Linked DNA regions of Mus musculus: region 1 is linked to region 2. A link is a contact called in ENCODE Hi-C or POLR2A ChIA-PET data. All regions are on one chromosome and are shown on one strand. The core of a region is the stretch at or near the end of the contact, and the rest is flanking DNA. Distances in the headings are between cores, read along the strand shown.

The links. Hi-C counts contacts between places; a loop is a spot of excess contacts on that map. ChIA-PET counts read pairs that join two places held with the same protein, here RNA polymerase II (POLR2A).
Region 1: a map of heart shows a loop between it and region 2 (2.7-fold over the local background). The contact joins the enhancer-like site here to the promoter of Meaf6 in region 2. A Hi-C loop is called at or near these places in 1 of 37 maps with a recorded cell type or tissue (heart). POLR2A ChIA-PET finds 5 or more read pairs at or near these places in 3 of 5 experiments (Patski and embryonic stem cell).

Annotation. Positions count from the first base shown.
Region 1 is chr4:125,120,713-125,127,156 of GRCm38, forward strand. Zc3h12a (zinc finger CCCH type containing 12A) reads right to left here. Exons shown (of 6, transcript NM_153159.2): 2 at 5,894-6,370; 3 at 1,542-1,681; 4 at 160-394. The coding sequence starts at 6,336. Among named protein-coding and RNA genes, the nearest start is that of Zc3h12a, 3.9 kb to the right of the region's middle. Within about 2 kb of position 2,064, at least 1 of the 3 ENCODE cell types and tissues checked has a DNase peak (open chromatin) inside an H3K27ac peak, as active enhancers do; it is heart, where a contact is called at or near this core.
Region 2 is chr4:125,083,276-125,090,196 of GRCm38, forward strand. It overlaps Meaf6 (MYST/Esa1-associated factor 6), which reads left to right and starts at 1,886. Exons shown (of 8, transcript NM_001374123.1): 1 at 1,886-1,991; 2 at 2,870-2,985; 3 at 6,600-6,687; 4 at 6,827-6,872. The coding sequence starts at 1,902.

The sequences.
Region 1 (6,444 bases), core at 814-3,313, 38 kb after region 2:
CCTAGGAACGAATTGGTTCTGTCTCGGGCCAGCTTCAACTCCCAGGCTCCCTATCAAAAAGTTCCACTGTCCCTAGCCTTCTCCCTGCAACTCATGTCACCCCGAAAGCTGCAGCCCAGCCTGTGGGCCCAGCAGAGCCAGTCCCCAGCAGTAACGTACTTGTCATTGACGAAGGAGTACATGAGCAGCCGCTCCTCGATGAAGCGTTTCCACTCCTGCCTCTCGCCTTGGAGGTCTCGGTACGTGTCATTGGAGACCACCACTCCGTCGGATTCGAAGGCCAGCTTCACAATGAAGCGGTCATCATAGCACACCACGCGCTTGCCGCCGACCCGCCTGGATGGCGTGAACACCAAGATCTTCTTTTTCTCTAGTTCCCGAAGGATGTGCTGGTCTGGGGGATGAGCAGAGCTGCAGGTCAGGGCCCATTGGAGACCCTAAGATGGACCCACAGGGTCCCATGGCTCACAGTGGCCGGGATGAGAGGCTGTTCACACCAGTTCCAAGAGGACGGAAACCAGCTGTGTGAAAACCAAGTGCATCTCTATGCAGGGCCATCACATTCAGCAAGAGTGCGGAGCCAAGAGTGGCTCTTCCTACTTCCCCTCCGACCTGTGTGCCTTGCCTGTACCACAGGGGTCCAGGAAGAAGTGTCTTGGCCCTGTCCTCTACACACTCAAAACAACACTCCCAGCTCTGTTCAGAAAAGGCCTAGAAGCCCCTAGCATGGCCCTGATTTGCAGACTTCTTTATTTTTTTTTTAAAATGTAGTCTATGGTTTTTATCTAAGCCAACCTTATTTTTTTTTCTTAATAATTTATTTAGAGTACTCTGTAGCTCAGACACACCAGAAGAGGGCATCAGATCCCATTACAGATGGTTGTCAGCCACCGTGTAGTTCCTGGGATTTGAACTCAGGACCTCTGGAAGGGCAGTCAGTGTTCTTAACCACTGAGCCATCTCTCCAGCCTATGCAGACTTCTTAAAAAGCTGCCTCTTGTCACTCCCTCCTCCTCAAGGTGGGGGCTTTCATGAGAGCAATGGTCGCAGCTGGGCATTCACACTATGCCGAGCTTTCACACTGCACTGAGTTAAGCACTTCTGTACCATTCTCAACTGCTCCTTCAGCAGTGTTTGGAGGATGCCACCTCTACCCTGTCCCATTTCACAGATGGAAGAGCCCACAGCTAATGTCTACTTGAAGCCCTTACCTGAGTAACTTAGGGCCAAGCCCTTTACCCTGTCTTCTTGGCCCAGCACCCACAATTTCAAATATGAAGCTACACTGTCCCTCTGCCACCGGGGATGTTGAAGAAGGGACACCCCACTCCAATAGGATCAGGAAGGCATCCCAAAGCGACACAAGGTGACTTCCAGCCATTTCCTGCCTGAACTGGGCTGCTGAAAGCAACAAGAATTGAAAAAGACAGGCTGGTCCTCATTACAGTTTAGAAGGTGCTGACCCTATTTAAGGACCCTTTGGGGAAGCACCAGGGTCCCTAGTAGAGTGAGGCTATCCTACTTCCAGAGGGCATACATACCTGTGATAGGCACATCTGGTCGAGGCTGTTCCTTCCTCCAAGATGGCACAAACACGGTAATATCTGTGTGGCCTCGCTCCAGAAACCAGTTCACAGCCAGCAGAATGCCCCGGCAAGAGAAGACTTCCTTGTTCCCATGGCTGGCAGAGGAGGGAAAGGTTAGCTCACAGAGTAGCCAGTCTGTATGTAGTCAGTCCGGTCAGAGCAAAAGTAAGAAGGGAGCCACAATCTAGCCCTGCTTGGCCTTGCTGGGCAACTGTAGGACTCAGCCCATGGCCCTCTGCCAGTAGGGCCTAAGGTCTTGTCCCTGGGCCGGTTCCCACAGTGCCTGATGGCCAGCCCCTGGAAGGGACTTTCCCTAAGATTCCATCTCCTAAAAGCGTGGATCCACCCAGGAATCTAGCCACACTGGCTCCCCACGTAGAGGGGGAGGGTCGGGCCATTTGCAACATACCTGGGGGTGGGGAAAAGTGATGGGAGACTTGGGGATCCTGCCCCACCCAAGCTGCAGGGACCACGGGGACGTGGATGTGCACATGCAGGCTGAGTCACCTCTTTCCCTCAACACTACACAGCAAGGAGGCACCAGCAAGGGAGGCGGGGGAGGGAGGCACCGGCCATGTTAAGCAGGAGAAACCAGACTGTTGAGGATTAAAGTTCAGTCTGCATGAGGTCTCAGGGGCACGGGGAGCGTCCTTCCACAAGGGGTCAGGAAATAACAGCACCAGGAGCTTTTCCGTGTGAAAGTGAAAGGCCACCTCTTTTCCTCTTAAGAGGCCTGTTCCCTGCAAAGACTGCCCTGCCCCTCCCTGCCCTCCCCTACCCCCCGCCCCAGGGAGGGCGTGACCCCTGGCAGATGATGGGCAGGAAATTACTGGGGAACTCTGCTCACAGGAGGGCTGGGGCATCAGGCCCTGGCCTTGTTCTATCTAAACACGGCTTTCCTCGGAAGCAGCCTAGCTGCTTGCCCTGGTCTGTGTCTCTGCCCACAAGCTTGGTGGACAGCTTTTGCAGACAAGCTCTTTCACCCCAGGGACACAGAGCTCCCTAAGGCTTGAGGCCAGAGGCGCTGGCAAGGTGGATTTTCTGGGAGTGCTGAAGGAGGACTGGAGCTTGGGGCTCCCTCCCCAGAAAGCCCTGCCTCTTGTTACTCTGGGGAGAGTGAGCGACTCAGACTCATATTTGGCAAATAAAACAGAATACATGTTACGCAAAAGAGGCAAGTCCATGGCAGACCACATCCTGTGGGTGGCTTTGGGGGAGCGATAGCTTGAGCCCCAAGAGAACAGAGTGGGAATGGACACTATCTCAGGGCAAGGCTCCAAGGTCTAGCTAGAGGTCTCTGAGTTGGAGAGGAAGAAAGCCCACCCCAAGGGAGCCCTCGCGCCCTCCTGGTCCCAGGCGGCTTGCTCATAAGTCGGTTAACATTCACAGGGAGCTGCAAACCTGGCCATTCCGCGCTCTACACGGAATCATCAGCAAGCAAAACCAGAAGTACACTGCCTCCGCTCCTGTGGTCCAGAGAGGGTAACTTAGTAGTCACTAGGGTCACACAGTAGCCAGTGATCAGAACTACCCTGTTGTTGCTTAGGTACCAACAGCCCTGATAGGTGGGAAAGGCACGGAGTCCACCTTGACCATCACTCTGTCTAGAAAGGAAGACTTCCGTCACTTGGACAAGTTCCCTGGCTACTGCCAAGTGGTGAAAACTGAACCAGGGAGTGGGGCTACTGGTTGGAGCGCTGGCTGTCCCTTACAGAAGACCCAAAGTTCATGTGGGAGAAGAGCAGTTTCTGAACTCAATTATCAATGATGGTGTGTGTTCTGCATATGGAGAGGGAGATGCCTCCCCGCCCCACAGACAGAGAAATGATGAGCCATTTGCTGCCAATTCTTCTCTTCTTTCTGGAAGCCAAGTGATATGTCAAAACCTCCGAGAACCCCTCCCCACTCCACCCCACCCCACCTCCGCACCTGCCAGGGCAGGGCCCAGTCTGGGGCTTCACAATGCCCACTGCTGTCCCATCACACTGCCTCGCTCAGGTGTGAGGTAAGCATCTGCCCCATGGCTCGCTGTCCTGAGCGTGCAGTGTCCACATGTGGACTCACGAGCCCTCCCTGGACCAGCAAAGACAAGTTGGAGGATCTCAAGACGCCAGGGTGCTTAGGCTGTATACCGCCTGTGGGCATTTAAAACCCAGGTTGGGGACACGTCTGCCCTCAGCAGTGCTGGCACTGGGACAGTTCCCTCAGCAGGTAGTCAGAGCCCTATTCTTGGCAGGGAGAGCCCTTGAGGCCTGAGGCCCAGACCGCCTGGACAGCTCATTCAGCTCACTGCAATGCAGGAAGCCTGGTTGGCCTAGGAAAACCAACTTCCTCCCACCCACAGAGTCCTGCTGGTCCACAGTTCAGGGCCCCCCACCCTGACAGGGCCGTGACTCTGGAAAGCTCCCATTCCTGCCCAAGGACAAGGCAGGGCTAGCCTCCCCAGGTGGAGAGAACAACCTGGGCTGGGCCTAACTCCTGTGGAGGAAAATTCCCTTAGAAGGAAACAGAGGTGAATTTCCCCACGATTTGCATATGGTGGGGGTTAGCCGGCCTGCCCTTGTGTGTGTCTGTGTGTGTGTGTGTGTGTGTGTGTGTGTGTAGCAGCAGGGTAGGAACCAAGCAGCTGCTGAGACAGGAAGTGTGAGGCTGGAATTCCCCTTCCGTGGCCACCCTAGCTCAGAAACCCCCAGCAGATAGGCAGGCAGGCAAGAGGGCAGACAGTGGCTGTCTGTCTCTTTGGTATCAGCTCTCTTGAACCCCTCCACTACTGCCCCTCCTCCCACCCAGGCCCCTCCTCCTCCTGCCCAGAAACAAATACCCAGAGCACATGGCTGCCCACAAGACTCCTAACACCCAGCCTAGGACTCTCAGGGGAAGTCAGACCCCCCTCCTAATTCAGGACCTCAGAGAGAACTCGAGACTCGGAAGGTAACCAGTTGACCCTTCTGCCCTCTGGCAGAGAAGCCAGCATTTCTCAGCCTTCCAGCCCAGGATCGGCCCATTTTAAAGATGTGACAACAGACCCAAAGGTGGTAGAGAAGGGCTGCCTCCATGAACCAGCTAAGTAGGGCCAGGACCAGCTGGACAGCTCACTTGACCCAGCTGGGCTGGGAGTAGGTAGGACCAGGAGCCAGGTGGCGAAGAAGCTGACATCATAACAAGTTGGGCAGTCCTCTTGGGAGAGCCCTCAGGGGATCTAGAAAGGAGACTTCTCCTCTTCCTGTTCTTTTGCTGGGGTCTCCCCTGGTCCCTGCCAACAGGATCTTTTCCTTGTACTTTATCCACCCAGTCCTGACTCACCAGCCCGCTGTGCAGGGAGCTGGGAGAAAGCAGAGCTGGAGGGTGCGGCCTGGATAGAAGGGAGAAATCAGGGCTCCTTAAGGTCAGAGGCAGCCTGGCTCCCATTCTGCCTCCACCCCACCCCATTCCTTGAGAGATATGCAAAGGCGGCAGGAGATCTGGGAACCCCCAGAGGTCAGGCCAGCCTGAGCGGCTTCAGGGAGTATAGATTCTCATTACAGCACACCTGAGCCCAGAGCATCAGGCTACCCGTACACACGCATCTGAAGATGCCAGATCTGACCAAAAGGTCACAGCTGGTTAGGGCTAGGAAGCTCTGAATAACTAATGAGCCTTGCTTCAGTGGGAGCTCGAGTCGGGGACAAGGAGATCCCAGAAGACTCAAGTCATGGAATAACATCTGTCCACTGAGTACTTCTTCTTTTTTGAGACAGGGTTTCTCTGTATAGAACCTGGCTATCCTGGAACTCACTCTGTAGACCAGGCTGGCCTTGAACTCAGAAATCTGCCTGTTCTGCCTCCCAAGTGCTGGGATTAAAGGTGTGTGCCACCACGCCCGGCTCCACTGAGTACTTGTAACTCTCCACGTTCTATGAATTTTCTCCCCACAGGGGCCACCTGAGTGGAAAGTTTGACAGGAGAAGAAAAAGCCCAACTGGCTAAGTGACTGGCCCACGGGTTAATCCCTTATACTGTCCTGCCTCATGCCGTAGGCAAGGATAGACCATGGCACAAGGTACACTCCAGGCAAAGAAGGCTGGGTTTGAATCTTTGCTTCTCATTTATCAAGAAGTGTGACTCTTGGCAAGGATTTGAGCTGTTTTCCTTCTTATAGCATTGGAGAAACAGCCCTGAGGAAGTCTTTAAGGCTTAAGGGGTTCCTTCTGGCACATGGTGGGATCTCACAGACAGCTTTTGTGTTCCTTCACCAGTCCAAGAGAAAAGCCAAGCCCCCTTCCCAAAGGAAGAGCTACAGACACTATTCCACAGGTCTCCACACATACCTCATGGCCACATTGCTTCCGTCGATGACCACAGGTCTCAGGTCGCTGCCCTCTCTGTCCTCCTCTGGGAGTGAGGGTTCTAGAGTGGAAGGCTTGGGGGTGCTTCCACCCCGGGGCACCAGAGGGGGCTGGGGGCTGGGGGCCGTCAGGGCCTGGCATTCTCGTTCAGTAGCTGAGCCATGCTTCACCAATTCCCCTAGCACCGTGTTGGTGTCTGCTTGGACTCCCAGCTTCTGCAGGACACTGTGGATCTCAGAGGACGAGTACCCCAGTTTACGGAAAAAGTCCACCTTCATCTGCAGCTCGGAAGTAGGGGCCTCTTTAGCCACAGGATCCTGGTCTGGCTGAGGTCGACCCTGGCTGCTGTGTCTGTCCTCAAGACTCCACAGACTCATGGTGGGGTTGGATTCTTGGACAGGCTTCGTTCCACAAGGGTCACTCATATTTCACATTCTTGGAATGTGTCCATCACAGCTCCTATTGACCAGACCACAGGGTTAAGGGCAAGCAATGCCCAATATAGGTCTCTTTCAGACTCTCTTCCACAGAAT
Region 2 (6,921 bases), core at 636-3,135:
AAAAAAAAAAAAAAAAAAAAAAAAAAAAAAGCTAAGGATGCTGAGCCACAAAGGCGACATGTTTACCATGACCACCACCCTAAGGCTTAGGGGCCATTTCAGACGGCCAGAGCCAGAGGTCGGGGAGGAATGAGGTGAGCAGTGCCTTCTCCACATGGACAGGTCAGGGCTGCTGTATTCAGGAGCCCAGCAGCTGTAGCTGCTTACAAAAGACTGGCCTAAGATCAAGCCAGTCATCTTGGCAGCATGTAGGAGAGAGAGGTGCCCAAGCCTCCATCCCTAGCTAAGAAGCTATCAACAGTGGGTGACTCCTGTGGGGGAAGAGTCAGCTTTAAGGTGTGGGCCCTGGTAGGTTGATCACTTTCCATTGGATGATCTCACACCTATAAATATATGGGCATCTCAAATTGGGACTCAGTCATTAAAACGGGGCAGGGGGAAAAGCTGGAGAGAGGATGGATCAGAGCTCTCCCCCAGGACCCTGGTTCAATCTCCAGCACCCACATGGCAGCTTACAACTATTCCTCCAGTCCCAGGAGGATCTGATGTCTTCTGGTCTTCTTGGGAATTGCATGCATATGGTACAGAGACATACATGCAGGCAAAACACTCATAGACATAAAAAGAAAATTTCCAAGGTCTGATTGTTATTTTTTTGAGCCTAGGCTAGCCTCAAATTCTCTGTGTAGTTGAGGCTCATCTTGATTTTTTCCCCCTCAAAACAGCTGTCCTGTCTGTCTTCGAGTCCCCTGAGTGCTGGGAATAAAGACATGTGCCACCATGCCTGGCCCTGGGAGGTTCTTCTGTGGGCCAGGCTGGCAGGAAAGGAAGAGATGCTAGACTCAAATTCAGGGATTTGTGCAAGCTTGGGCTTAGGCAGATATTTTACCAACTGAGTTTCATCTACAGCCTTGACTTTCTTTTTTGGGGGGTGGTGGTGAAACTGTCTTATATAGTCTTACTGGCCCAAATACTATGTAGTACCTTGACCTTCCTGCTTCTTTTACCGCGGCCTCTTGGGTGCTAGAATTATAGGCATGTACTACTGGAGAGGAACAAGAGATTAGTGAAGAGGTTTGTGAGAGAGAAAATTAGGCAAGAGGAGTTTTAGAAAATTGAGAATTTCTCATACCTGTTGAACAATATACATCTAGGGCATAGAAACCCAAGGACATCCACCCATGGGGGCAAAGAACGCCACCTAAACTACGAGTGACGTTGCTGAGCACTGAGAATGCAGAGGTGGGCTCAGGGTGTACCTGTAGAGTGCTTGCTTCGTCTGTCCTGAGATCCATCCCCAGCACCTATTAACAGCGGGCATGCTCAACACATGGAATCCCAGCAGTGGGAAGGCAGAGGCAGGACGATAAACTCACGGTCTGTTTCTGTTCAATACCAGCCTGGATACAGTTCTGGATCTGAAGATAGAAGCTAATTCTTTCATAATCCTTCCCCTCCGGCAAACCACGTACAACAGGAGATCTGCTTGCCTGTGCTAAACCCAGCAAGATGTTGGTTTGGGGATCTTCTCTGCAACCCGGTTGGTGGGCGGAACCTTGCTCAGGTTTTCCACCTGCAGTTGGGTGGTGTTGCAAGGACCTCGTCTGCCGGGAGACATATGGAATACTCAACAGGCCTATGCTGCAGCTGGGTTCTCGATGTAGTGAATGTCTGTGGGTGTCTGTTAAGCTCAGAGGCCCACAGTGGAGCAGCAAGGAAGGTCCCACACGTACAAGCGCCTCTCCGCGCCGGCTTTCGCGCGCTGAGCCGGCCAGCTTCCCCGGAAGCCGCGCGCGCAGGCGCGGTGTGGGGGGTCGCGCCCCCTGGCGGCCAGCGGCGACAGTGCGCAGGGTCCGCCTACTGGTCGCGCGCCGCCGCCTCCGCCGCCGCTTGAGCCCAACATGGCGATGCACAACAAGACGGCGCCGCCGCAGATCCCAGACACCCGGCGGGAGCTGGCCGAGCTGGTTAAGCGGAAGCAGGAGCTGGCGGTGAGTGGCCGAGGCCTGGACGCCGTCCCCACTTGGCCTCGCAGGCAGCTCCGGAGGCGAGGACGGCGGGCAGCCAGGGTCTGGGCGCTCTGGGCGGCCGGGCGCGGCGCGGTTCCCTGCGGCGGCGCGGTTCCCGGCCTGCGCTCAGTGGGGCGGGGCGGGGCGGTGAGGGCGCGGGAAGGGCGAGAGGCAGGAGGCGGGGACGACGCTCAGGTCGGGTTAGCGGTTGGAAAGGAGGCGGCTAGACCCCGGCCTGGAGAAGATGCACGATGGATTCCATGGGCGGCGCGTTTCAATGGCCGGGGAATGTGGTGTATTTGAGGATGCCAAGGAACGGGGCTGGCGGGAGACCCAAGACGCAGCCTAGGGAATTTGGATTGGTGACGCGCACCAGGAGCCGCCGGCACCCTGCTGACTGCCCTGTAGGCTCCCGCCTTTTACGGCGAGCATCCGGGAGGCAAAGCTCACCTGAAGCTGCCCTTCCAGGTTTCCATAGCAACCGGCATCCACTGCGGGCGGCCCTTCCAGAGCTAGCAGGGAGGAAGCAGTTGATGTAGAAGAGATGCTTTTGAAAAGCTGTTCACCCTTCTCGCTGCTGGTAGCAACACATTTAGTGAGTGAGAATGGAGACAGCTCACGGTCTGTCTCATCCCTGCTCGTGACAGCTAGGTTTTGCCTCTGAAGTAGATGCAAAATCTTGCATGTGTGTGCATTTTCTGAGGATAGACTATACATTTCATTCTATTTATAAAGGGGTCCATCACCCCTACACTTCCACAGAAATGGTTCATTGTGGGTAAGCTTGACTTTACAAGTCTGTGACGGAATTTCAGTTTGCTTAATGCTTGTTTTTCCCTGTCCCTGTTTTCATCACCTAGGAAACACTTGCAAACTTGGAGAGACAGATATATGCTTTTGAAGGAAGCTACCTGGAAGACACTCAGATGTATGGCAATATTATCCGTGGCTGGGATCGGTATTTGACCAATCAAAAGTGAGTGTCAAAATCTAGTAGTATTAGCTGAGCACTGGTGGTGCACGCCTTTAATCCCAGCACTTGGGAAGCAGAGGCAGGTAGATTTCTGAGTTCGAGGCCAGCCTGGTCAACAGAGTAAGTTCCAGGACAGCCAGGGCTATACAGAGAAACCCTGTCTGGAAGAAAAAAAAATCTAATAGTATCTCTCCATTTTATCCTCTACTAATATTTGGCTGCAGGATTTTTGTTTTGATTTAAAACATGGTCTTACTATGTAGCCCTGGTTAGCCTGGAACTCACTAAGTAAAGCAGGCTGGCCTCGGATTCACAGATCACATAGCTCTTTCTCCCTCTGACTTCTGACTGATAGATTTAAAGGTATGGACTGTCATGTCCAGCTTGGGACATTTGCTTTTGGCATTTACTCTGCAAGGAGATGGTAGAGCCGTAGTGTGGAATGGGGTCTAAGCTTGAACTTGTACTCTGACGGCTCACGGAGAAACCTTGGGGAAGCCAGTATTTGTGATGAAAGAAAATAGGGCCCATGGTGCAGGGATGTGTGGGTGTAAGTGAAGTACAGCCTGTGACCGAACTGTCTTCCACATTTTCATCAGCCACGCTGTGCCATTACGATCTTTGTTCTACCTCCAAGTTCATTGTTACCACTGTCAGCTCAGTCATGCGATTGTATAAAAATGCCTACGCTTGTGAGGAATTTTTCAAATCTGTAGGAAAACTGAGATGAGAATGTGCATGACCAGTTAGTGTTTTTCCCATGTATTCATGAGTTGCTAACTCACTGTGGGTGCATGCTCTCTCTGAAGTACGAAAACTTCTCTGTGTGCTTAAGAACCTTTTGTTTGGAAATAATTTACAGATGGCGATAGAAAGCTGTACAAACAATAGACATGGCTTGTGTGTGCTTACGTAGTTTTCTCTGATGGTTACGTTTTACGTAACTATAGAGTATCATCAAAATCAGGAAATCAAGATTGGCTGTGTGGGGGTGGGGGTGGGGGTGGGTATGGCATTTTAACGTATGTGTATAACTACAGGATGTGAAACCAGGCCCAGGAGATATTGCTCGGTGAGTAAAGGCGCTTGGTGTACAAGCCTGATGACCGGAGCTCAGTTCCCAGAACCTGTGTTAAAAGGCACAACTGGCAACAGGAGAGATGGCTCAGCAGTTAAGAGCACACACTGCTCTGGCAGAGGACAGGAGTTCGACTCCCAGCATCACTGTTAGGTGCCTTACAGCTACCTGTAACGGAGCCCCAGGGGATTAGACTCTGTCTACTGAACTTTTGGACCATCCCCCACCCCCACCCCCACCCCTGCCATTTAACACACATGTGTAAATGCACGTCTGGAATTTTAGCATATGTGGTGGGATTTGGGGACAGGAGAATCGCTCACTTGGGAAGTTTGCAGGACAGCCTGAACTATGTAGTGCTGTCCAAATAACCAGATTGCCTCTGTCTCAACAAGGTAGAAAGCAAGGGCCACTGGTGGAAAGCTGCCCTCTGATTAGTGTGTGTATAAAGATGCAGACCCATTCCGCCGTCACAGGGTCTCCTCCCTGCTCCTCCTCTGTGGTTACATTGCTGTTTGCCCGTGCTTTCTCTCCCTGCTAACCATTGAAGAGTTAGGCGCTTACACCACGAATCTCTGCCTCTAAATATATTATCAGTTACTTCCTGAGAAGAGCAAGGCATCTCTGCATATAACTCGGATGCTTATAGCTTAAACATTAACACGGATTCCTTCAGATTCCCTTGGTTGGCCCCACAATGCTTTGCTACTCTTTTTTTGATCCTGGATCCAGTGGCTTTCGGCAGTTATGTCTCATTAATATTTTGTTGTTGTTTGTTTGTTTGTTTGGAGACAGGGTTTCTCTGTGTAGACCAGGCTGGCTTCTGACTCACAGAGATCCACATGGCTCTGCCTCCCGAGTGCTGGGACTGTAGGTGAATGTCCTCGTGGCCTGCAGGCTCCTGCTTTAAGGGCTCTGTTCTTTGTCCATTGCTGCAGGGGCTACAGCGCAGGGCGCTGAGCATGCTGGGCAAGTGCTCTGCTGCTGAGCTGAACCCCCAGTCTGAGTCCCAGCTTGTGACCCTCTGGTTCTGTACCTCTGTCTTATTGGGTGACACGTTGTTGGGTGGTCCTATGATAGCTCTGCTGTAAAAGTTCATTTCTTTTTTTTTAAGAATTATTTATTTTATGTATGTGAGTACACTGTAGCTGTCTTCAGACACACCAGAAGAGGGCATCAGACTCCATTACAGATGGTTGTGAGCCACCGTGTGGTTGCTGGGATTTGAACTCGGGACCTTCGCAAGAGCAGTCGCTGCTCTTAACCGCTGAGCCATCTCTCCAGCCCAGGTTCATTTCTTCATATTGGCTAGACAGTTTAGTGAGTACAGGTGCCTGTGGACAAATCCGACTACCAGAGCTCTGCTCTGCCTCTTCTGTGCTGGGATTAAAGGCACGCAGCACCCCACACAGCTGTACGCACTTTAAACAATTTACTTATTTATTTTATGTATATAGGTATTGTGCCTGTGTGTATGTCTGTGTACCACGTGTGGCCTAGTGCCCTTGGAGGCCAGAGGATAACATCTGATCCCTTGGGACTGGAGTTACAGACAATTGTAAGCCTCCATGTAGGTGCTGAGAATCAAACCTGGGTCCTCTGCAAGAGCAGCCAGTGCTTTTAACTGCTGAGCCATCTCTCCAGCCCTCATTTTATTTTATTTTTTCATAGTCATATTTTGATTGAAAAAATTTCTTGCTTGTCAGAGTGGCACACATTTCAATCCTGGCACTCGGGAGATAGAGGCTCATATACTTCTATATGAGTTTAAGGTCTGGTCTGCATATATAATTCTAGGCCAGCCTCAAGACTACATAGTGAGATCCTGTCTCAAAACAACAACAACAACAAAGTCATTTATCATACGTGTCTGTAGAATGTGTATTGGGGTATGTGTGTGCCACCATGTGGCTCAGAGGACAGCTTTGTGGATTGGTCCTTTCTTTCACCTTTACCTGGGCTGAGGGCTGAATTGGGATTGTCCAGCTTTGCAGCAAGCACTCATTACCCTCTTGTCAGCCCCTGCACTAGTCCCTTTTGACAGTAAGCATTATTGTAAATGCACACTAACACAGAGTGGGGAGCAGGACTGGGTTGGGCAGGCCAGGCTACCGCTTACGTGATAGTGCTGCTTGGTGTCCTCATGCCAGGCAAGACATAGCTGTGTCCCTGGGGCTCCCACACACAATCAAAGAAATACACTTGACAGTGCTTATAAAGCATCTAAAATCATCTCACCTCCTAGAGTGGGAGGCATCACCGTTTGTAGGCATTTGACATTAAGTTCCGGGCATCAGAGGCATTCCTGAGTTTGAACGTGGTTAGAAGAAGAATGGCCAGATGGCTCAGCAGGTAAAGGTGCTTTCTGCGAAGCTGGACCACCCGAGTTCATTTGCTGGAGGTAGCAGGAGAGAACTCACTCCACAAGTGTCCTATAGCACACACTTGCCCTCCCTCCACATCAGACACAAACACAGTGATAATCTATAAGATAAAAAAATCTATAACAACAACAACACCAAAGTTCTTCTGTTTTTAGGAACTCCAATAGCAAAAACGACCGGAGGAACCGGAAGTTCAAGGAGGCCGAACGGCTCTTCAGCAAATCCTCAGTCACGTCGGCTGCTGTAAGTGGCGGTGGCGGAGGGTGGGTGTGGCTGGCTGTGGCCCTTTATTGAGCAGAGTGGACTTTCCCTTCCTCTCTGTGTGGGTTGGTGTCTTGGGGTCTATGGTCTCTTGTCTGGTAACCAGTGACTTCTCTTTTAGGCAGTAAGTGCCTTGGCAGGGGTTCAGGACCAGCTCATCGAAAAGAGTGAGTCTGCTTTTACCTTGTTTGTCAGTTTATCCTAAAGCGGCCAGGG